Regions from separate parts of the Homo sapiens genome. Here all the other regions are linked to region 1. Evidence: read pairs that join two places in POLR2A ChIA-PET (ENCODE). Cell type or tissue: CD4-positive, alpha-beta T cell. All regions are shown on one strand. Links, peaks and the distances in the headings refer to the core of each region. The heading gives the core; the rest is flanking DNA.

What was found. Peaks named below come from ENCODE experiments on the same cell type or tissue, not always from the same donor. Only the 100,000 strongest peaks of a DNase experiment are listed, where the experiment ranks them.
Region 2: POLR2A ChIA-PET joins it to region 1 with 71 read pairs; 13 of 35 experiments call an interaction of 5 or more read pairs at or near these places.
Region 3: POLR2A ChIA-PET joins it to region 1 with 113 read pairs; 13 of 35 experiments call an interaction of 5 or more read pairs at or near these places.
Region 4: POLR2A ChIA-PET joins it to region 1 with 16 read pairs; 13 of 35 experiments call an interaction of 5 or more read pairs at or near these places.

The regions. Positions count from the first base shown.
Region 1 is chr12:9,647,879-9,653,980 of GRCh38, forward strand. LOC105369728 (a long non-coding RNA gene) reads right to left here and starts at 110. Exons shown (of 2, transcript NR_157802.1): 1 at 1-110. It also overlaps the pseudogene LOC374443. RefSeq lists silencers at 64-363, 1,998-2,047 and enhancers at 634-703, 744-923, 2,823-3,002. In CD4-positive, alpha-beta T cell, for the core only: no CTCF peak of the experiment used is centred there; DNase peaks (open chromatin) are centred at 3,033 and 3,733; H3K4me3 peaks cover 4,000 bases; H3K27ac peaks cover 4,000 bases.
Region 2 is chr12:9,698,650-9,704,751 of GRCh38, forward strand. It overlaps LINC02390 (long intergenic non-protein coding RNA 2390), which reads left to right and starts at 4,735. Exons shown (of 2, transcript XR_931347.3): 1 at 4,735-5,508. It overlaps CLEC2D (C-type lectin domain family 2 member D), which reads left to right. Exons shown (of 5, transcript NM_013269.6): 5 at 1-904. It also overlaps a transcript of CLECL1 not described here. RefSeq lists an enhancer at 3,523-3,572. In CD4-positive, alpha-beta T cell, for the core only: no CTCF peak of the experiment used is centred there; DNase peaks (open chromatin) are centred at 3,272 and 3,802; H3K4me3 peaks cover 566 bases; H3K27ac peaks cover 2,507 bases.
Region 3 is chr12:9,705,566-9,711,667 of GRCh38, forward strand. It overlaps LINC02390 (long intergenic non-protein coding RNA 2390), which reads left to right. Exons shown (of 2, transcript XR_931347.3): 2 at 3,307-5,353. It also overlaps a transcript of CLECL1 not described here. Among named protein-coding and RNA genes, the nearest start is that of LINC02390, 5.2 kb to the left of the region's middle. RefSeq lists a silencer at 1,984-2,083 and an enhancer at 5,151-5,240. In CD4-positive, alpha-beta T cell, for the core only: CTCF peaks have their summits at 2,779 (motif pointing left) and 2,984; DNase peaks (open chromatin) are centred at 746, 1,983 and 2,806; H3K4me3 peaks cover 628 bases; H3K27ac peaks cover 1,245 bases.
Region 4 is chr12:9,734,861-9,740,962 of GRCh38, forward strand. No RefSeq gene overlaps it. Among named protein-coding and RNA genes, the nearest start is that of CLECL1, 4.8 kb to the left of the region's middle. RefSeq lists a cis regulatory region at 5,579-5,831. In CD4-positive, alpha-beta T cell, for the core only: no CTCF peak of the experiment used is centred there; a DNase peak (open chromatin) is centred at 2,644; H3K27ac peaks cover 1,698 bases.

The DNA.
Region 1 (6,102 bases), core at 1,198-5,197:
TGCCGGATGTGGAAAGGAAGTCCAGGAATCCCCTTCCTGTCTTTCTGGTTTCTCTCTGGGCTTCCTGCTCGGGTCACAAGCGCCAGAAGCGCCGGCGGCTGCGGGGAAACGGTAGGCGGGGGATCCAGCCCCAAGCAAATCTCCCGCGGGCGCGTGGGAGGTGGGGCCAGTGCTGGGCGCAGCCGCGCCTCGCGCCTCCCGCCCCCCGGGGCTGCGGCGGGGACGCTTCTCTGGAGGGTGTGGCGGAAACTTGAGGCTTGGAGTCCGCGGGACCGGAAGGGGCTCCGTAGCTCGGGGCAGGGTGGGCGCGAGAGAGCCTAGAAGCCCATGTAGCCGCGAATCCCGCAGCCCCAGTACACCTCCCTCCGTGCCTCCCCGCCTTTTCTGCAGAGCTCCGCCCTGGAGTGAAGGAGGAGCCGTCACCTGGAGCTCCGAAAAAAGCAGAAGAAGGCGCTTTTTATTTAGCCAGTGTGACCCCGCCAGGGCCTTCTCGGTTGGGTGAGCACTCTCTCTGACCAGGCCATGAAAAGAAAAATCTGTGCGATGCCTCCCCACATGTCACGGGACTCTGACTTGCCTTTGTCGTCAGAGTTTGCAGAACTTTGGGGGACCTGAGAGGGGAGTGCCCCCTGGACGGGCCACGGCTGTCTGTGGCTTAAGGGCTTTTGGAAGGGCGGAGAGAGGGAAACGGCGTCCTAGTGGCCTGCTTCAGGGCCACCCACGGGCCCTCCCCCAACCTCTCTCTGATCCAACTTGTTTTTCCAGCCTAGTTGGAAACTTGTGGATGCTGTGACCTCAAGAAGACTTGGCATTTTATTTGGAAGATAGACATCTATTTGCAACTGTCCTGAGCCCCTATTTTCCTCCCACCTTTCTTGGGGAAACTTGTTTTTAAGGGATGCCACTGTTTTTGTAACATGTTGCTCCTAGCTCTTAGCATTCATGGTACTGTTGTAACCGTCCAGTGGGTTCACTTTGTCTGCTAGATAGAGCCGATTTATCAAGACGGGGATTACAATGGAGAAAGAGTAATTCACGCAGAGCCGGCTTTGCAGGTGATGGGAGTTTTATTATTACTCAAATCGGTCTTCTTAAATTTGTGTCCCGGAGCAGTACGTTCTAACATTTTTTAGATGTTACAAATGTAACTTTTGGCTAAGTTACATTCCTACTAAGTTATATTCTTACTAACTAAGCCAAATGTTATATTCTAAAGAATGTTTACAGAACCGAAACTAAATATTTGTTACCTGGTACAGTTGTGAAACTTGTTTTTTAAAATGCATCCTGTGATTTAAGTTTTTCAGATCCTGAAACTGAGTTAAAATTTGATCAGTAATAATGCTTTATTTCTCTGTTCTTCTGAGAGATAATTCCTAATGTTGTTTTTCCAACTAGAAGTCTGAAGAGTTATTGTGTTCAGTGTGTACCTTAAGAGTGGTATGAATTTGCGGGAGTCAGGACACACTGTAAGAAAGGTAGAAGAGAAATAAGTGAGCAAGAGAGAAGTGGAACAAGATGCATGTGGGAATATTGCTGCAGGACTTTTCCTTATTTCAGCTAAAAATGGGATTCTTTGTCCCACGGCCACGGAAATTCAGGCTCGCAGATGGTTTAAAGGGTGTGTGAAGCAGAGTTTTATTGGGTGAAAAAGGGAAAAAAAGGGGGAAACAGGTACTCTTGCAGGGCCAGAGTCCTTCCGCCGGAGCGCTTCCCACCTGACAGTTTGAATCCCAGGTTCTACAAATGAAAAACTGGGGCCAGGCTCAGGCTTCTCTCTGCTGCAAACCTTGTGAACTTCCCAAGGCTCCACCTCAGTGGGCAGGCTAATTGGAGTTTCTCCAGGGACCCCTTCCCACCTGGCTGTCTCAGTATTAGTAGGAGGGGCTAGAGATGTAAAAAAGAAGAAGAGAAAGCAGGCACATTTAGAAGATTATTAAGAGAGGCAAATGGGAGATTTGGGGGAAGTTTTAAGGGGAGAGTTACACATTACCCTAGTAGCAATGAAAAAGAATTACGGAAGTCTTAGTATTCTGAACCTTTAAGACAATTTTGCGTTAGTGTAGAACCAGAAAGAATAAAGGTTGATATTTTTATATGAGCCAAAATCCAAACGATATTTACTGCTTAAGATCATCCAATCTTACCCATCTTTCCCCCTGTCTAGAATTTAAGCTGAAGCTCCCTGTTATTCTTGTAGATGTATATTAAACGGACGAAAGTTGGCAGGGACTTTTAAAGTATTATAATTTATATTCAGTAAAATTCACTCTTTTGGTGTAGATTTCTATGGTAAACATATATACTCATGTTACTACCATAAAAGTCAAGATATAGAGCCATACCCACCCACTCGAAATTCCCTCATGTCCCTTTGTAGAATGTCTCTTCCTCTACCGCTAGCCCTTGGCAACCACTCATCTGTTTTCTGATCTTGCACTTTTGCTTTTCCAGAATGTCACATCGATGGAATCTTGCAGTAGGTAAATGTAGAATCTGACTTCATTCACTTAGCAATAATGCATTTTCAAGTCATCTGTATTATAGTATGTATCATTTGTCAAAGAAAAACAAGTCTGGACTTAGGGAGAAACTTTATTCAAAAGGACTGTTGCAATAGGAATAACACTGATTTCAAAAATATGTTAGGCCAGGTGCGGTGGCTTATGCCTATAATCCCAGCAATTTGGGAGGCTGAGGCGGGTGGATCACGAGGTCAGGAGATTGAGACCATCCTGGCTAACCTGCTGAAACCCCGTCTCTACTAAACAAAATACAAAAAATTAGCCGGGCATGGTGGTGGGCATCTGTGGTCCCAGCTACTCGGGAGGCTGAGGCAGGAGAATGGCATGAACCCGGGAGGTGGAAGCTTACAGTGGGCCGAGATCATGCTCCTGCACTCCAGCGTGGGCGACAGAGACTCTGTCTTAAAAAAAAAAAAAAAGTTAGTGGTGTGGGAGAGAGCAGGCAAAGTCTAGGCGTTTCAGCAGGAAATGGTGCAATGTGGTCTGTGGTCAGGTTAAGGCAGGATGTTTTTTGCAAGTCTGTGCTTTGAGGCATTTAGGCAAACTTGCGGGCAAACACGTGTAGGGCCTGTGGGGAGGAGAAAAACCTGACAAAAGTTTGGCCAGCTAACACACAGTAAGAAATTGACAATTGTGAATGTGTGATCGAGTTTTTTCTTTTATTAGGGCTGAGGAATAGTTGTTTACCTCTTCAGCAGCTGAAGCATATTTGAGTTGTTGCTAGTTTTTTGTGATAATGAATAAACCTGGTGTAAAATATTCCTTACAGGTTTTTGGGTAAACACAAGTTTTCACTTCCCTTGTTTAAATACCTAGGGATAGGATGGCTAGGGCATGTGGTGAATTTACATTTACCATAACAAACTGCTTAACTGTTTTCCAAAATGCCCATAACATTTTGCATTTCCAGTGATGATGCATGAAAATTCCAGTTGCATCCTGTCCATTCTCTCACTGCTATAAAGAAATAGCCTGAGACTGAGTAATTTGTAAAGAAAAGAGGTTTAATTGGCTGACCATTCCACAGGCTGGCCAGGAAGCATGATTCTGGCATCTGCTCAGCTTCTGGGGATGCCTCAGGAAACTTACAATTCATGGCAGAAGGCAAAGGGGGAGTCCATACTTCACTTGGCCAGAGCAGGAGGAAGAGAGGAAGTGAGGGAGGGCACCACACAGTTTTCAACCGCCAGATCTCACGAGAACTCACTCTTATCATGACACAGTGCCAAGGGGGAAATCTGCCCCCATGATCCAATCTCCTTCCACCAGACCCCACCTCCAACGCTGGAGATTACAATTCAACATAAGATTTGGGTGGGGACAAAGATCCAAACCATATCACATCCCTTCCTCACCAGCAGTTGTTTCTTTTTCTGTTTTGTTTGCCACTCTAATAACCATGTAGTAGTCACTCATGGTTTTAATTTGTATTTCTCAAATGGCTGGTTATTTCAAGCATGTTTTTATGCACTTGTTTGCTATTCATATATCCTCTTTAATCAAGTATATCTCCAAATCATTGGCCCACTTTTTAATCTAGTTTTCGTTTTCTTATTGTTGAGTTTTGAGTTCTTAATATATTCTAGATACAAGTCGCTTTTTAGAGAGATGTTTTTCTGCCTTTGCTTGTCTTTTTATTCCCTTTTCAGGGTTTTTTTTCTAGCAGAGAGTTTTAATTACGTTAAAGTTCAATTTATCAATTTTTAAAATATTGATAATGCTTTTGGTGTTGTATGTAAGAAATTTTTGCCTAATTCAAGTTCACAAAAATGTAATTTTCCTCTTCTAATAGTTTTAGGGTTTGAGGCTTTATATATGAGTCTAAAATTTATTTTGAGTTAATTTTCTTATAAGGTATTAGGTGTGAGCTGAGGTTCACTGTTTTGCATTAGGACACTCAATTGTTCCAGCACTACATGTTCAGAAAATATTACCCCTTACCTACCTGATTACTTTCCACGTCTGTCAAATGTCAATTGATGATACACGTTTAGATTTGTTTCTGAAACCTTTTTTCTGTTCCATTGATTTATGTGTCTGTTCTTTTGTCAATATCATACTGTCTTTGTTTCTATTACTTTGTAAATTACGAAAGCAGGTTCCCTGATTTCCAAATTTGGCCATTTTTTTTTCCTTCAAAATTGTTTGGCTATTCTAGTTCTTTGCTTTTTCATATAATTTTAAAATTACCTTGCTTATTTCTACAAAAAATTCATACTGCAATGTTTATCAGTATTGCACTGAATCTCTAAACCTGTTTGGGTATAATTGACATCCAGCAATATTGCATATTCCAATCTATGAATATCTTATATCTCTCTGTTGATTCAAGTCTGCTTTGATTTCTTTGTCCCTTTGGTTTCCAGCTTTCATCATACTGATCCTAAACATATTTTGATATATTTATTTGATATCTTTCATGTTATTATAAATGATACTGTTTTTATATTTAAATTTCCACTTCATAATTATGAATATGGAAATATAAGTGATTTTTATATATGAACATAGGTAATCCTGTAGCTTTGCCAAATTCATTTATTCTCATAGCCATTTGGTAGATTCCTTAGAATTTTACATGCAGACAACTGTGTTGTCTGTGAATAGCAATGCTTTTATTTCTTTCCAATCTGTATGACATTTATTTCTTTTTTCTTGCCTTTTTGCCCCTAATAGGACATCCAGTAAAATGTTAAATTGGATTGGTGAGAGAGATCAGACATCCTTGCCTTGTTCTATGTCACTGGGGGAAAGCATTTATTCTTTCATCGTTAAGGTTGTTGCTAGTTGTAGTTTTTCTGTAGATGCCCTTTATCAGGTTGAAGAAAGTTCTTCAATTTCTAATTTGTTGAGTCTTACTATCGTGGATGAATATTAAGCTTTTCACATCCTCTTGCTGCATTTATTCAGATGCTCATATGTTGTCCCTTGTCTCATTCTGTCAATATGGTGAATTACATTGATTTATTTTCTGCTTCCCTTGTTGCTTCTAACCAGCTGCTTTACTATGGGGCTAAATCTGGATTGTGTATGTTTCTTTTTCATCCCAATTTCTACTCTTTTTCCAGTAACTGGAAGATTCCCTGGGGGTGGGGAGAATTCGATTTTTATCTCTAGCCCTCTTTGGGCCATTATTCTCATTTATGAACCAAGCCCTTTTGTGAAAGGAGTTGGCAGTAGGAGAATTGAAGTACATCTGATCTTAGTGTTGATTCTATGATAAATTTTTTCTCCCTACGATATTCCTGAGATTGAGATTCTGATGTTTCTATTTTACAGATAAAACTCTGCAAAGACAATGTCTAGCACTTATATCTCCAGTAACTCCTGTCAAGGTTTATTGTTGCTTGTTCATCATTGCAGTCCTGACTACAAGTGTGATTGCACTTTCTATTGTTTTGTCAGGTAAGTTACTTGTTCTCCAAACTGTACAATATTCTCCATATGTTTTTGTTGTCAATAAATATTTATTAAGCTCCATTATGTGCCTGTCACTGTGTGAAATGCTTGAATTACATCAGCAAACAAAATACACACAAAAGAATTCCTGCCCTTTGGAACTTATATTCCAGCAGAA
Region 2 (6,102 bases), core at 2,059-6,058, 52 kb after region 1:
CAAATGAAATTGCATAAAATAAAAAATGTTTCTGCACAGCAAAGGAAATAATTAATGGAGTAAAGAGACAACTTACAGATTGGGAGAATATATTTCCAAACTATTGTTGGGGCTCAGAAACGGATACCCTAACATATAGTGATTTGACAGGTGGAACTAAAGAAGACTCGAGGTCTCTCTGACCTCCTCCTCAACCTCTGTTTCTTAATCCTCTGTTTTCCCAGAGCACAGGAGGAAGTTCTCTGAAGTTCCTTTATCTGCTTTAAGTTCAGACTCACCAAATAAGAAAACAGTTAATTCTGGTGCCTTCCATGGGTTTTCATTAACTGAAGTCATATTGTAGGAAAAAGAATGAAGTCTCTTAACCCACCTGGATAGATTTTTCTCACAAACCATTGTCTTCTCTGCAAGCCCAGTAGACTTTGTCCCAGGCCATTTATGTGATCTTCACCCCATTAAGTTCTCCCCAAATTATTTACTCTTCCCCCAAAATCACCCACACTTCCCCATCTCCCTCTCCCCTAAGGACAAGGGTATATCACCATCTATACCCCATTGCTTGGTGGGGTGATCACTCTGATTCTCTGCATGCATTTTTATAGATTTGTTTGCCATTTATCCTATTAATCTGCATTCTGTCAATTGTGGCAAGTTATCAGCATATTTTTTAACTTTTAATTATTCTTAATGGAAAGACACTTCTGTATACACTGGAAATCTCAGGAAATTTCTTTTTTCCTTAAGCTTAATTGAAATGTTTACTTTTCAGTAAAATTTCAAGCTTGAGTAATGTTCATGCCTGCTTTTCATTGAAATAGAATGAAAAGGTTGCACAATATTATTTTCATGAAATTACTTCTAGTATAATTCTGAATAAACACTTTGAAAGGCAGTGAACTGTAAATATATTACAGCTATCTCTTATTCTTCAGGGTGGGTCTCAATTATGTAAAAGATGATTGGCTTTCTGTTTTAAGTAATAGTCATTTTGAAAACACTTTAAAACTGTCAAGTGAAGTGTGATGGCTAATTTTATATGTCAACTTGACTGAGATAAGGTATACTCAGCAGGGAAAGCATTATCTCTGGATGTGTCTATGAGGGCTTTTCTGAAAGAGATTGATGTTGGAATCACTAAGCTGTGTAAAGATGATCTACCTTCACCAATGTTGGCAGGCATCATCCAATCCGTGCAGGTCTTACCCAAACAGAGCAAAAAGTCAGGTAGGGTAAATTTATTCTCTTCTAAAGCTAGGGCATCCATTTCTTTCTACTCTCAGACATTGGAGTTCCCCAGTTTCCCAGACCTTTGGCCTTACACTGAGAATTATGCTTTGTTTTATTTAGGCATATTTTAATAATACTTCATGTATTGGTCAGGAAGACATTTCCTGGTTCTAAGGCTTTCGACTCAGACTAGATTACAACACTGGCTTTCCTGGTTCTCTAGCTTGCAGAAGAGAATACTAGGAAGCTTGTACTTCCTACATAGGTAAGAAGAGGAAACAATCTCTGGCTTAGAAACTATGTAACCAACCACAATTCACAAAGATTCCATAATTTCCTTGGCAGGAGGCTAAGATCTAAAGCCCAATATGATTGTACTTCTCTTATCAGTTTTCTGCAAACAAAAGAGAATAGAACTAAAATACAGCTTTGTTAAAATAATGTTGATTCATTTGCATGAAATATCAGATCACAGAAAAAACATATTTTTATAAAATATGAGCTCTGTCACACTGGCCCTCATAGACACATCCAGAGATAATGCTTTCCCTGCTGAGTATACCTTATCTCAATCAAGTTGACATATAAAATTAGCCATCACACTTCACTTGACAGTTTTAAAATTAGGTTGTTTTTTCCAAATGACAAAAAGCAGGAGCAAACTGCAAGTGCTCCTGCAACACATCTAACAAGAAAGCCTTATCTGACTTTTATGAGGTTCGGTATAATGCCCAAACTGCATATTTCAAACTCTTGCCATCAGATTCACCTAAGAAGACAAAAGATCTATTGCCTTTGAACCTACATTCCCAAAGCGTGCAACATGAACTTGCCTACATCCAAGGGGTAGGACCTTCTTACGTAGTGAATTCCCAAAGTGTTGCTGAAATTATGAACAGTGCTCTGCCTCATACTGACAAGTGAAACCTCTATCTCTGATTGCCCAAAAATGTCTAATGAAGCTATAGCATCACTACAATTTGGAATAGACACTTAATCCAGAATTGAAGAGATATAGATAAAAATGAACTGAGTGCAATGCCAAGAGATAGGATAAATATGGCCCCCTCCAAAAAAAGATCCTAAGTCCATGACAGTGGTGCTAGAGATTTCTCACAAAACTCCAAGGAGTAAAACAAGAAACTATAAAGACAGATGGAGAACCACATGTTATGGTACATCATATAAACAACGAAGAGATGGTAGTCAATTGTGTAAGAATCTCGAAGTTGTTGGGTTCAAATAAAGAGAATTATGAAATGAAATAAGTATCCAATTAACACAGGAAATAATATGAACAATGGGGTTAGGAGAACAGAGATCAATGTAAGAGATGTTTCCAAAAGTAATGATGTTGTCATGGAAGTTGGCAGATGATCAAATTATCAGGTATGTAAAACTGATCATGAAGGTGTTCCAAGGAAATTACTCTAATTGTTTCATCAATATTGAACCCAAAATTAAATCAACCCAAACATAGAAAAGGAAAAAAAAAAAGGCAAAAGGCACAGTGTAATGATGCTCTCTTTACTCCTTTGGAAGGGATTGATAAAATTGCAACTACTTCTTGTATAAAGAATCATCCATTTTATAGATGACTACAAATTCAATCCTAAACCTTCAAATACAATGAAAAGAAAGTATGTACTGAGAGCTGGAATGACTACTCACCTAGGCCAAAGTCTCACCTAGGAATGAAGCATCAGGCACACAGTGCACTGAGCATGGCTGAAGGTGCATTGACTAATCTTCTAAAACCTACTCCAGAATGAGAGAGACTGGTACAACTCCATTTGTGCTAAATTTGGAGATATAAACAATATTTTGGAGTTAAAACCTAGAAGTTTTCAAATCTACATAAAAAATCAATTTCTTTTTTTTCTTGCAAAAGCAGAAAAGATGAGAGGACATTGGCACCTGCCAAGAGTGTTGATGAAATGGGGTACTTCCCTGGCCTCTTTGCAGGAGTTGCAAAGGGGTTGGCTTGTTTACTCAGCCCACAGCTCTCAACCCCTCATGGGAGGGGAAACTCACAGGTGAGTGGGTGTAGGGATCAGGATGAGGGCTTCTGTGTGCCAGCAGGAGTAGAACTCTGTGCTGCCCCATGGCAACATCTAGGGGAGTTCCCATGACCCCTCAAGCCCCAGAGGGTGAGTGTTACAGTGTGCTCTTTTAGCTTTTCTATCCACAGATGACAAGTATTTAACAGCTCAGTGGAGGGTCAGGGTGACAGCCTTTTGGACCTGCCTTCTTGGTACCTCAGTTCTTGTTTAGCGTCCAGGAAGAATCAGGTCATGCAAACAAATTGAAGGGTAGTGAATGTGGAGGATTTTATTGAGGGATGGAAGTGGCTCTCAGCGGGATAGGGAGCTGGAAAGTGGATGGAATGGGAAGGTGGTATTCCCCTGGAGTTCAGACAAACTCTTCTCCGAGGTCCCACCATCAAGCTGTCCCTCTGAGCTCAAACTGCTTCTCTCTGACATCCGGCTGCTTCTTCTTTTCTTTCTTTCTCTGTCACTCTGCTATTCCGCTGCTCTGCTGCTCTGCCACTCTGGTGATGGGGCCTGTGGTTTTTATGGGTAGAGGATGGGGTGTGGGGTGGGCCAAAAAGCAACATGTGAGTGGGAAAGCAGGAAATGCATGTTCTCATTTTGGTCTGTGATCCCAGGCTTGAGGATGTGTGGCTCTTGCTTGGGACAGCCCTCTTCTGCCCAGTATTTCCCTGCTTCCCACCCATATCACCAACACTGCTCCTAACCCTACTCAAAAGGTACATTAAAATATAGAGGTGGAAAGTTATATGCTGCTTCTCTCAGAGCAAACCCTTTCTCTCTTATGTAAAATAACTAACTTTCCTCCACAGCATAATTTAAAAAGAAAACTAATGATGACATTAGTCAGAAATCTGTAGACATCTCTACTCCTCTAGTAACTCTGAAAACTGGGTCTGCTAATGAGTTGGTAGCATTAAATCTGAAGACTGAAAGTTTTCTATTCTGTTCCTTCTCTTTTTACCCTTACTTTAGTGGAACAGTAAATTTCAGTAAAATCAGTGAAGGTGTATCTGCCAAGGTTCCAATCAACACAGAGGAAGAGAAGACTTGTTCTATAACTAAACTAGTAGACAACCCAGAAAAATTATCTCTACTTATAATAAACAGAAATCCTAATTACTGCATCCAACTACCTGACCATCATTCATTTTTAAGAGACAGAATTTTTAACGTTCCAAAGTTCTCACCCAAAAGAGATCTGACAGTTTCTGACTGCAATCCATTCTGGAGAAGTTGCTACTAAATTGAATAGAGTAAAGTTATTGTTCCTTTAAATACAATATCTATGAATGGACAATCAAGATTTATGTCCCTTAAGGCATAAGACAGCTGTTAAATGTTGTTCCTCCATTGTACTAATCAACTTCATACTACTGGAGGATATTTGTAAAAAATATTTATATATACACACATACACACACACTCTTAAAATAATTTGTGCTAGGTTATTTATTTATTTATTTATTTATTTATTTATTTATTGAGACAAGGTCTCACTCTGTTGCTCAGGCTGGAGTGCAGTGGCATGATCATAGCTCACTGCAGCCTCAGCTTCCCAAACTCTGGCGATCCTCTCACATCAGCCTCCCAAGCAGCTGGGACCACAGGCATGTGCCATTATACCTGACTAATTTTTGAATTTTTTGTAGAGACAGAGTTACACCGTGTTGCCAAGGCTGGTCTCAAAATTTTGGGGTCAAACAATCTACCTGCCTTGGTCTTTCAAAGTGCTTGGATTATAGTTGTGAGCCACTGAGCTCAGCCTGTCCTAGGTCTTTTAATGTCAAAAGAACACTTGCCCGCATATATATATATATGTATACATATTTGTCATTTCTTTGTCTTAAAACTGGAATATCCTGCTTTAAAACTTTAAGACAAAGTGTAAATGATTTTCTTTTTTTAATGAGAAATAGTCACCTTTTGTCAATTTTATTTGCTGATTTTATTGACTTGCGTATTCTACAGTGGAGACCTCAACATATTCTATGTATTGTGTTTTAGTAGCAAGGTGAACATATGTATGATATTTTCCACCTTAATGTTACTCTTTAATTGAATACATTTATAAGTTACATTAAAGCTTATTTTATGTTGAAAGAAGGAGCTAGAAAACTAGTGATGTTAAACAATGTGTTAACATTTATTTTCAATGATGAATCATTTAGTTTACAAGACATATCTTGTATTTTCTTTAGGTAATTGCCAAATCAGAGTCAAATTTATGGTAAGTTCATAGTACTTTAATATTTTATTAATATGAAATACTTGATTTTTACATCTTTAGAATTTTAATTGCACAAGGAGAACTTCCAATAAATATTTTCTGTATATAATTATGACACTTTCTTCACAAATATTACATATTCTATGCTCCAAGGCCTTGAACAATTTCTTGTGAAAATGTTGCTGCATTGTCACAGTTATTTCACAATTTTCATATAGAGAGGAATAGGGATTAAGTTATGTTCATTTGCTTTTTTTAACTTTTAAGTTCAGAGATACATGTGCAGGATTTGTAGATTTGTTACATAGGTAAACACATGTCATGGAGATTTATTGTACAGATTATTTTATCACTCAAGTATTATGCCTAGTATCCATTATTTTTTAAATTCTCTCCCTCCTTTCACCCTCTGCTGTTTGGTAGGCCCCCGTTTTTGTTATTTCCCTCTAGGTATCTATGTGTTCTCATCATTTAGCTCTCACTTACAAGTGAGAACATGTGGTATTTGATTTTCCATTCCTGTGATAGTTTGGTAAGAATAATGGCATCTAGTTCCATATATGTCTCTGCAAAGGACATGATCTTGTTCCTTTT
Region 3 (6,102 bases), core at 522-4,521, 57 kb after region 1:
AGTTGATTTTTGTATATGATATAAGGAAGGGTCCCAGTTTCAATTTTCTGCATATGGCTAGCCAGTTCTCCCAGCACTATTTACAGGGGAATCCTTTCCCATTGCTCATTTTTGTCAGGTTTGTCAAAGATCAGATGGTTGTAGGTGTGTGGTCTTATTTCTGAATTCTCTAATCTGTTCCATTGGTCTATGTGTCTGTTGTTGCACTGGTACCATGCTGTTTTGGTTACTGTAGCCTTGTAGTATAGTTTGAAATTGGGTAGTGTGATGCCTCTGGCTTTGCTGTTTTTGCTTAATATTATTCAGGCTATTCAGGCTCTTTTTTATTCCATATAAATTTTATTCCATATAAATTTTAAAATAGGTATTTTTCTATTGAATCTGTAAGTTGCATTGGGAAGTACGGCCATTTTCAAGATCTTGATTCTTCCTATGCATAAGCATGGAATGTTTTTCCATTTGTTTGTGTCTTCTCTGATTTCTTTGAGCAGTGGTTTGTACTTCTCCTTGAGGAAGCCCTTCACTTTTCTTGTTAGCTGTATTCCTAGGTATTTTGTTCTCTTTGTAGCAATTGTGATTTGGCTCTCTGCTTGCCTGTTGCTGGTGTGTAGGAATGCTAGTGATTTTTGCAAATTGATTTTGTAACCTGAGACTTTGCTGAAGTTGCTTCTCAGCTTAAGAAGCTTTTGGGCTGAGATGATGGGACTTTCCAAATATAGAATCATGTCATCTGCAAACAAAGACAATTTTACTTCCTCTCTTCCTCTTTGAATATGCTTTATTTCTTTCCCTTGCCTGATTGCCCAGGCCAAAACTTCTAATACTATGTTGAAAAGGTGTAGTGAGAGAGGTTATCCTTGTCTTGTGTCAGTCTTCAAGGGGAATTCTTTGAGCTTTTGCCCATTTAATATGATATTGACTGTAGATTTGTCATATATGACTCATTATTTTGATGCCTGTTCCTTAAACACCAGGTAGATTGAGAGTTTTTAACATGAAGGGATATTGAATTTTATTGAAAGCCTTTTCTGCATTTACTGAGATAAGCATGTGGTTTTTGTCTTTAGTTTTATTTATCTGATGAATTACATTTATTGGTTGGTGTATGTTGAACCAACCTTGCATCCCAAAGATGAAGCCGACTTGATCGTGGTGAATAAGCTTTTCAATGTGCTGCTGGATTCAGTTTGTCAGTATTTTGTTGAGAATTTTTGCATATGATCATCAAGGATATTGGCCTGAAGTTGTCTTTTTGTTTGTATTTCTGCCAGGTTTTGGTATCAGGATGGTGCTGCCCTCATAGAATGAGTTAGGGAGAAGTCACTTCTTTCAAGTTTCTGAAATAGTTTCAGTAGGAATGGTACCAGCTTTTCTTTATACATCTGGTTGAATTCAGCTGTGAATCCATCTGGTCCTGGGCTTTTCTGGGGAGGTTGGTAGGCTATTTATTACTGGCTCAATTTCAGAACTCATGGTTGGTCTTTCAGGGATTCAATTTCTCCCCTGGTTCCGTCTTGGGAAGGTGTATTTGTCCAGAAATTTATCCATTTCTTCTAGATTTTCTAATTTATGTGCATAGATGTATTTTATGTTCATTTGAAAAAGCTGAAGGGTTAATTGGAGTACCAGAAATTTTAGTTTTAATTCTAGTAAAATGACTAAATAAAATTACGATGTAGGCATGCAGTAGATACCAGTTTAAAGTTCTGGCAAATCTCACCAATCTAAAAATTATGAAGGATAAAGATTATAAAAGTTTTATACAAAATTAGAAGTATTAGCATCTAAAATTACATAGTAATTTTATCATTTTATTAGAATTAAAGCCAAGATTTCTTAAATGTTTACACATACATTTGATATGGGAGTGCTGGGAAGGGAAGAACATGGTCCCTTTAAATGATATGCAGTGGGGGAAGGGAAGTGCTAGGTAGATGAGGGTGTGGTCTCTGGCTAGGGCTCCACTTCTGCCCTACTGCCATGAGGTTGGAGCTCCCCAGCCTGCCTGTCTGTGTATGCTCCCCTAGAGATTTGAGCAGTGGGGCACTGAAGAAGCAAGCCACACCCCCATCACATGCCCTGCAAGGGGGCAAGGGAACTTTTCCCATTTCAAATGGGGGCTTTTCCAGGATCTCAGAAGTTGAGTATGAGCAAATACAAAACTATGGGGTCTGCTTTTCTTCCAAAACCCTGCCACTTCTCTTTCTGTGGGTAAGATGCTCTGTTTTCTCTTTGTCTCTTTTCTCTCTCACATGGTTCAAAATGGCTATCTCTTTCTTTATAGTGTTAAGAGTTTTGTTACAGGCTGCAGCAATTTTACTAAGTAAAATGAGCATTTGGCTCAGTCAACAAAGATGCAAGTCAGACCAATTGTTCCTGGAGGTGCCATGTATGCCTCCATGTCGACAGCCACAGGTACACATGGCTCAGGGCACCTCCCGTTACCCTTTTTCCTCCCACTTCGGGTGCCTGGGTGTGCCCACAGCAGGCAAAGGCCAAGTTCAGCAGCCACGAGGAGGGTGGGAGGAAGCTGGGGCAGTAACCAGGACTGTACAAGGTGCTTCTTACCTGCCGTGCCAATGGAACATTCCCTCCCCTGGCCAAGGAATTAAATCTGGTCTGAACTGGGGGAAGAATGGGAAAGTTATAAGGATTAGGAGGGCCCACTTGCACTAAGCAAGTGGTTCTTCCCTCAGAATCTCTCCCATTTTTGCCCCTTAAGCTATTTTTCTGTTTTTTAAGTGAGAGGGCTCCCCATTCTAACACTGTTTCTGATAGGGAAGTTAACGGTGAAACGACCCCTGCTGGCTGAGAACTGCAAATTCAGCAGGGCATACTTGAGACTCTCTAAATGGACACAAACAGCTTCTGAAACGCCTTTTCAGTCCCAAACTTGATTCCAAGCTTCAGGCTGAGGTCCTAAAAAGGAAAACCAGGTCTGAGGGATCCAAAGCCAGGCAACGGGCACAATATAAATGGGCAGCCAATTTCTGCCAATTGAAACCTCCACCCCATGGAAGGAGGCCTTGCTTCGTGACATAAACAGGCCCAGGGAACTCAAAGTTTGCCAACAGCAGGGAGAAAAGAAGGCATAGATAAGGGCAGTTAACTCCTATTCTCCGGATTTTCTCTACTTCATGGGTACCTACCGCATTGGTACCTATGTCACTTGCCAAGGTCAAGGTCACTGGGTCTCAGGGACAAAAGGTGGAAAGTGAAGGGGGACACTGGCTTTCTCTCTCCATCACACCCTGAGTATTTGCTGAAAGAAGAGAATGATGGACACCTCTGTTCCCTGTCTTTCAGAATGGGCAACCAGTTCTCTTCACCACTTCCAGCTTATACTCCTCTGGAGTGTATCCTGAACCATTGGGACGGCTTTGACCCTCAGAATCTGGAGGAAAAACACCTCATAGCCCTACGCACAAAGGGTTGGCCAAATTATGATTTACAGGAAGGACTGAGTTGGCCTCAGGAAGGAACCATTCATTTCAATACCACTTGGCAGTTGGAACTTTTCTGCAGACATGAGGACAGATGGTCTGAGGCCACATATATGCAGGCTTTCTATATCTTGCAAGGCAATCGAGACCTTGGCTAACAATGTAAGATAGATCTAGCCCTCCTGTTTGCCATCTTAGGGAAGGCTGCAAGGGGCAAGCCTAGAGAATTAAAGATATGAGTCCCAGAGGCACCCCCAACAGGGGAGCCAGCTCCCTCAAGCCCTGCTCCTCCAGGTCTATCCCAACCTCCCTATCCAGCTTCAGCCTCTCACTTGCCCCCTCCTAGAAATCCTCACTCTAAACAAGCCCCAGTCTCACTCCTGCCCCTCCAACAGATGCCCAGTGAATTTGGGCCCAGTAAGGTCCAGGTCTCCTTCTCCCTACAGGACTTAAAGCAAATTAAGGAGGATATTGACAGGTTTTCAGATGACCCTTATAGATAGAGGCTCTCCAGAATTTCACCCAAATATTTGAACTCTCTTGAAAAGACATTATGTTACTTTTGAATCAGACCCTGATGGACACTGAGAAACAGTCCACTCTGCAAGCAGCAGAGAGATTTAGGAATGAGCTTTGTATCACATATAGCGTCAGGGAAGGGGACGAATATTCTCCAACTGGAAGAGAAGCAGTACCAGTGAATGACCCTAAATGGCATCCCAATGATGAGATGGAAGACTGGAGAAGCACACACTTTCAGGTGTGCATAGTGGAAGGCTAGTATAAATTTATTACTCAGGCAGCTCCTGATATCAGGAGGAAGTTGCAGAAACGATCCCTGGGATCAGCTAGTACATTAGAGGACCTCCTGAAAGTGGCTACCTTGGTCTTTTATAATACAGACAGGGAGGCCCAGGAAGAGAGAGGAAATACGCAAAAGAGCAAAAGCTTTAATGGCCACCATGCAACCCCACAAACCCTAGAATTCCCAGGGTACACCTGTTAGTTGCTAAAGATATTTCAAGAACAGTTATCTCTCTGGTAAAGTTTATTTGCTCCTGTGCAAGGTTTCATTTCTTTCAACAGAGTGAAACAACTTGGGGTACAATGTTATTGTTAGTATATTTTCTTCTTATGTCTGTAATATTTGGCACTAAATTCTTTCCTTTAATAATACACATGTTTAACCCATGCATACTTAACCTTATAAAACTTGTTTTTTCTCTCATGCCTGGAAGCCATCAAACTCCAAATGTTCAGGCAACCAGAGCCTCAGATGATGGCTCCGCTTTGCTAGGAACCCCCAGGTAGACCTCTCGGAAGCATCCGACAGCAGTTTACCCCAAAAGAATGCCCCCTGTCAGTGGGAAGCAGCTAAGACCAGTCATTGTCCATATTCTCATGGCAGTTAGATACACCTCTTCAGAGAGGGGAAATAATATGGGAGTGCTAGGAAGGGAAGAACATGGCTGGCTAGGGCTCCATACCCTGGCTAGTCCTGGCTAGGGCTCCACACTCACGGACCTAACTGAGAACAGGTATTTCCCGCCCAAATGTTGCATTTCCCAAGACCACCCTGGCCTGCCATGCCCCCATCCTGTGCCTGCAAAAACCTGAGACCCTAGCAAGGCAGATACAGAAGCAACTGGACATCAAGAGGAGCACATCAGCGGAGGAACACACAGGGAGAGGAACACATAGGTGGCTGGACATTGAGAGGAACACACTGACAGGCACCAGCATGCTGGTAGGCCACTGACTGACAGAACAATGCAGAGTTTGGCTGGGGCAGCTGGAGGACAGTCTGGGCCACTGAGCAGCCTGACTTCAGGGGAAAACCATCTCCCTTCTGACTCTCCCATCTGCTGGTAGCTATTTCCACTCAATAAAACCTTGCACTCATTCTCCAAGCCCATATGTGATCTGATTCTTCCAGTACACCAAGGCAAGAACCTCAGGATACAGAAAGTCCACTGTCCTTGTGATAAGGCAGGGGTCTAATTGAGTTGACTAACACAAGGCACCTAGAGCGGCTAAACTAGAAGAGCAAAACTAAAAGAGCACACTGTAACACATGCCTACTGGGGCTTCAGCTGCAAACATTCACCCCTAGACATTGCTGTGGGATCTGAACCCCACAGCCTGCCCGCCTGTAAGCTCCCCTAGAGGTTTGAGCAGGGAGGCACTGAAGAAGCCAGCCACACCCCCATCTCACACCCTGCAAGGGGATAAGGGAACTTTTCCCATTTCACATTCAAGCCAGAACTGTTAAGAGAAACAATGGGTAATTTTCTGGCTTATACTTATTCTGGGTTCCAGAGAAGGTTGGTGTTCTGTTTCTACCTTCAGAATTGCATTGGCTACTTAATCTAAAAGCTTTGGTCAAACAAGCTGATTGTGGAGTTAACTGCTCTTCATTAAAGCTACTTAGAGCTTTTCCACTTCATATTATTAAGCTTCTGTGAAAATTTTGCTTTTGCCTGGTTTCAGAGAGTAAGTTATTTAAAAAAAAAAAAAAATCTCTTCTTAGTTTTCACCGTACTCAACTATCAGTAGAATTTCACATACTTGATTGCTTCCTCCCTGATATTCTTTCTTTAAAAGAAACCCTCTCCCCACCCCAGATTATTATTATTTTTTTTTTTTGCAGTGGTCCTTC
Region 4 (6,102 bases), core at 1,137-5,136, 87 kb after region 1:
TGAATTACCAAATCAGTTATGCTATGCTGAATGTTATAATTAGGCTATAACAGTTTTCCAGAATGAGAATAATCATTTTTCACTAAAAAGTAGACTTTTATTCATATGAAAAATATGACTGATGGGCCGGGTGCCCTGGCTCATGCCTGTAATCCCAGCACTTTGGGAGGCCGAGACGGGCGGATCATGAAGTCAGGAGCTCGAGACCAGCCTGGCCAACATAGTGAAATCCCATATCTGCTAAAAATATAAAAAATTAGTCGGGCGTGGTGGCGTACGCCTGTAATCCCAGCTACCTGGGAGGCTGAGGCAGAAGAATGGGTTGAACTTAGGAGGCAGAGGTTGCAGTGAGCTGAGGTCGCGCCATTGCACTCCAGCCCTGGAGACAGTGCAAGACTCCGTCTCAAAAAAGAAAAATATGACTGATGATCTAGTCATATAAAAGTAAAAAAATTACTAGCATGTAGAGTATTAAAAGAGTGTTAAAAAATTAGGGTAAGTATGTCAATTTCTGCCATGAAAAAGGCAGCTGGGATTCAGCAGATCAATTTTGGGAATAGTGCAAACTGAGTAATATTCATTTTTTCAATCCATAAATACAGAATCTCTCCTTTATTTAGATATTCCTTAATCTATTTCAGAAATGGTTTGCATTGTTCACAGAATAACTCTTACACTTCTGTTATTAAACTTATTCTTTATTTTATTATTTTTGATGTTATTGTAAACAAAGATTTTTCTAAATTTCATTTTTGGATTGTTCATTGCTAGTCTGTAAAAGCACTATTACTATTTTATATTGATTTTTATCCTGTAATCTTGCTGAACTTGTTTATTACCTCTAATTTTTATTGCTGTTGTGAATGTTTTAGGATGACATGATATGCAAGATCATGTTATCTGCAAATAAAGACAGTTTCACTTCTTCCTTTCGTATTCTTGTTTTATTCCCTTGGCAAGAAACTCCAGCATGATGCTGAATAGAAGAGGTGAAAGCAGATCTACTCCATCATTTTCACCAATATCATCCCCAGGTTGGGTTATCAAGGACTGGCTTTGCAGCATCAGGGCAACGAGTCCTTGTTATGTACAGCGCAAAGACTTAGTTAATGAATTCAAAATCACTAATGTTTATTTTTACACAGTTCTTTCATATGCGATATATATATATATATATATATATATTTTAATAGTTTAGACGGAGTCTCCCTCTGTCGCCCAGCCTGGAGTGCAGTGGCGCGATCTCAGCTCACTGCAAGCTCCGCCTCCCAGGTTCACGCCATTCTCCTGCCTCAGCCTCCCGAGCAGCTGGGATTACAGGTGCCCGCCACCACGCCTGGCTAATTTTTTGTATTTTTAATAGAGACAGGTTTTCACCATGTCAGCCAGGATGGTCTCGATCTCCTGACATCGTGATCCACCCGCCTCGGACTCCCAAAGTGCTGGGATTACAGGCGTTGAGCCACCGTGCCTGGCCTATATGTTATATTTTTTTTTAACAAAGGTTATCCTATTATATTTTCTCTCTGTGTTAGACGTGCTTAAATTAAAATTTACATGTGTATTGATGGACCACAGGTCATATCCAAATCTGACTTAGACACAGACACATAATTGTGAGATCCTGGAGGTGAAGATAAAGACAATAATTGCACAGAAGTATATTTCTCTTAATGGAGGGGCTTCATGTTTATTTATGTATATGTTTTCAGTAGTGGTTTGTGTCATTAAGTTTTTGAAAAGGAAGGTTTTTTTTATATTTAGTTTGAAAAGAAGAATGTGCTTACATAGCCAATACTAAATGCAGTCATAAAAGTGTTTTAACATCTTTGTATGTTTGTTTCTTCATTTCTGTCACTTCATGGTACTTTTTAAAAATTTACACAGTTACTTGTTATTGTTCATATCTTCTGTTTCTTGGCATGTTGAATAATTCCTGATTAGATGCTGGATATTATGATTTATGTTTACAGATGCCTTGATGTTGTGGTCTTCGCTTAAAGCATGTTATGTTGGTTGTCTTCATTTAAAGACTATCAGGCAGTTAATTTACCTTACATGGAGATAAGTTTCATAATTTTGAAACCTGTTTTTAATTTTTGCTACGTATGAACTCATCTCACCTCCTCTTCAGGGATAGTTTATTCCTGCTACCAAGGTCTGATCTTTCTGAATGGCCCTGGTGATTACTGATGACAGCACAATAAGAGATTAAGTGTTAACAGCATTAAAATGTCAAAGATGCGGAACAGACAGTACAGTGTACTAAAAAATTAACGACATTTTGGGGGAGGCTAAGAAAAAGGAAGTTGTGCAGTTCCAAAAAGAGGAAATATGTTCTAAAATAAAGAGTAAAATATTAACTTAAAAGAAATCAGTAACTTCAAATGTAGATTTAAAACATTGAGGTTTACACAAAAGTGGAGGTACCAGTATTCTCTAGCTAGTAAATGATATCAAAGGTAACTCAGAGACATTTAGTTGTAAGCACATAAATTTGCTTAAGAGAGTTTTGTTAACAAAGACAAGTTACATGGGAGAGAGCAAAAGAGAGAGAACAGTTTTCAGTAATTTGGCTGGAAAGAGTTTTATTGTTCTTATGTACCTGAAGTATAGTTGGACTGAATACAAAAGTTGAGATCTGTTATCAGATTTCCTCTGAATTTTAGTTGCACTTTCTGCCAGATGACATAATTGTTAAAAAACACAATATGATTTTGATTTCTGATCCTGTGTCTGAGGCCTAACTTTTCTATCTGGAGACTTTCAGAATCTTGTATTTATTCCTACAATTCTGAAATTCTGCAGTGAGGTGTCTTTTAAGTCTATTTTTGTCCTTTCCATGGGGCATTCAATGTGAAGCTTTAAACAGGAAACTCACACCCTTAGCTTCTGAGAAATTTTTTTATACTTATTTCCTAATTTTCCTCGTATCTTTATTCTAATGTCTTTTTTCTAGCATTCCTTTTAGTGAAATATTAGTGCTCTTGGGTTGATATTCTACTATTATTATACTTTTTCTTTTATCTCTTCCTCTTTAGATTTTATTACCTAGGAAATTTCTCAAGTTTTTCCTCCACCCATTTTATAGAATTTGTTTTTTTATTTTCTTATAATTTTAATTTTCAAGGATTATTTCTTGTTGTGATCTTTTTTATAGTTTACTCTTTTTGTTTAAGTGATATACTATTTTCTTTCCCCACACCTGAGATTATGAATTATAAGAATATTTTAAGTCTTTCTTTCATTTTTACGATCAATTCTAATTTGAACTTCATCTTATGTGTACTTGTTTTGATCTTTTTTTTTTTTTTTTTGAGACGGAGTTCTGCTGTGTTGCCCAGGGTGAAGTGCAGTGACAAAATCTCGGCTCACTGCAACCTCCACCTCCCAGGTTCAAGTCAAGCGATTCTCCTGCCTCAGCCTCCCAAGTAGCTGGGATTACAAGCACGTGCCACCACACCCAGCTAATTTCTTTGTATGTTTAGTGGAGATGGGGTTTCACCATCTTGGCCAGGCTGGTCTCGAACTCCTGGCCTCAGGTGATCCGCCTGCCTCAGCCCCCCAAAGTGCTGGGATTCAGGTGTGAGCCATCGGGCCCGGCCTGATCTCTTACTTTTATTGGAGACTTTTCTAAATATCTAGTAGTCCTTAAGTGTCTAACAGCATGCAAGACTGAGGTACTAAATAAGCGAAGGGAATTTCTGTGTCTGGGATCAGTGGACATCACTGGATGTTCAGGCAGAAGTTATTTATTTCTTCTTAATCTCAATATTTGTAGGTCTTTATTATGAAGCAGGTCAGTTTTTTCAAAGAGAAATTCTCCAATTTTCTTCTTGGGTGCCTTAAGCCTGATTGTCGAGGATATTGAAGTCAATTAGGAGATGTCAAACTGTGTCCGGACTTGGTGGGTTCTTGGTCTCACTGACTTCAAGAACGAAGCCGTGGACCCTCGCAGTGAGTGTTACAGCTGTTAAGGTGGCGCCTCTGGAGTTTGTTCCTTCTGGCGTTCGGATGTGTTCGGAGTTTCTTTCTTCTGGTGGGTTCGGGGTCTCGCTGGCTCAGGAGTGAAGCTGCAGAACCTCAAGGTGAGTGTTACAGCTCCTAAGGCAGCGCGTCTGGAGTTGTTAGTTCCTCCCGGTGGGCTCCTGGTCTCGCTGGCTTCAGGAGTGAAGCTGCAGATGTTCGCGGTGAGTGTTACAGCTCACATAAGCAGTGCGGACCCAAAGAGTGAGCGGTAGCAAGATTTATTGCACAGAACAGAAGAACAAAGCTTCCACAGCGTGACCGAGCGGGCTGCCACTGCTGGCTTGGGCAGCCTGCTTTTATTCTCTTATCTGGCCCCCACCCACATCCTGCTGATTGGTAGAGCCCAGTGGTCTGTTTTGACAGGGTGCTGATTGGTGCGTTTACAATCCCTGAGCTAGACACAAAGGTTCTCCACATCCCCACCAGATTAGCTAGATACGGAGTGTCCACACAAACGTTCTCCAAGGCCCCACCAGAGTAGCTAGATACAGAGTGTCGATTGGTGCATTCACAAACCCTGAGCTAGATACAGAGTGCCTATTGGTGTATTTACAATCCCTGAGCTAGACATAAAGGTTCTCCACGTCCCCACCAGACTCAGGAGCCCAGCTGGCTTCACCCGGTGGATCCCACACCGGGGCTGCAGGTAGAGCTGCCTGCCAGTCCCATGCTCTGCGCCCGCACTCCTCAGCGAGTCGTCCTCAGTGGTCGATGGGACTGGGCGCCGTGAAGCAGGGGGCGGCGCTCATCGGGGAGGCTCCGGCCGCACAGGAGCCCACGGAGAGGGTGGGAGGCTCAGGCATGGCGGGCTGCAGGTCCCGAGCCCTGCCCCGCGGGAAGGCAGCTAAGGCCCGGCGAGAAATCGAGCGCAGCGCCGGTGGGCTGGCACTGCTGGGGGGCCCAGTACACCCTCCGCAGCCGCTGGCCCGGGTGCTAAGCCCCTCATTGCCCCGGGCCGGCAGGGCCTGCCGGCTGCTCCGAGTGCGGAGCCCGCCAAGCCCACGCCTACCCGGAACTCCAGCTGGCCCGCAAGCGCCGCGCGCAGCCCCGGTTCCCGCCCGCGCCCCTCCCTCCCACACCTCCCTGCAAGCTGAGGGAGCCGGCTCCGGCCTTGGCCAGCCCAGCAAGGGGCTCCCACAGTGCAGCGGTGGGCTGAAGTGCTCCTCAAGTGCCACCAAAGTGGGAGCCCCGGCAGAGGAGGCGCCGAGAGCGAGCGAGGGCTGTGACGACTGCCAGCACGCTGTCACCTCTCAAAAGCAAGTCTGTTATTCAGAATTTCAATTAATTCCTCTGTCTTTAGTAAAGCACGTCCTCCCTTAGCCTTGCCTAGAGACTCTTACTCTGAATTCAGGCTCCTTTTGGTTCAGTAATGCCAGGCAATAAACTTCCAATCTTCAGTAGACATACAGGGTTGCCGTTTGGTTGTTCAAGGGGCTCCTTGTATATATTTTCTACTAATTCCCCAGTTTTCCCCCATATTGAACCCATACGGTATTAGTTTTTTATTGCTAAATAACAAATTACCTTAAGCTTTGTGGTTTAAAACAATGCACATTTGTTATCTCATAATTTCTGTATGCCAGGAGTGTAGGCATGGCTTGGGTAGGTGCTACGCTTCAGAGACTCACAAGGCTGCAGTGAAGGTGTTGGCTGTGGCTCTCATCTCCTCTGAGGCTCATCTGGGGAAGGATCTGCTTCTAGGCTCACATGGTTGCTGGCAGCATTCACTTCCTTGTGGGCCATCAACTGAGGGCCTGAGTTTCTTGATGGCTACTAGCCAGAGGTAGCCCTCAGTTTCTTGCTGTAAGGACTTTCCCGACATGGCACCTTGCTTTCTCAAAGCCAGCCATGAAAAGAGTCCCCTCTGGCAGACAGTTATTATAATCTTAGGCACATTCCATTCCATTCATGTAATCATGCATATACCATTACCTTTGCTGTATTGTATTGATTAGAGGCAAATCACAAGTCCTATCCACATTCAAAGAGAGGAGATCACACAAGAGCTTGAAGACCAGAACACGGGGATGATGGGAGCCACCATAGAGTCTGTGGTGCATAGGGTCTCTGATG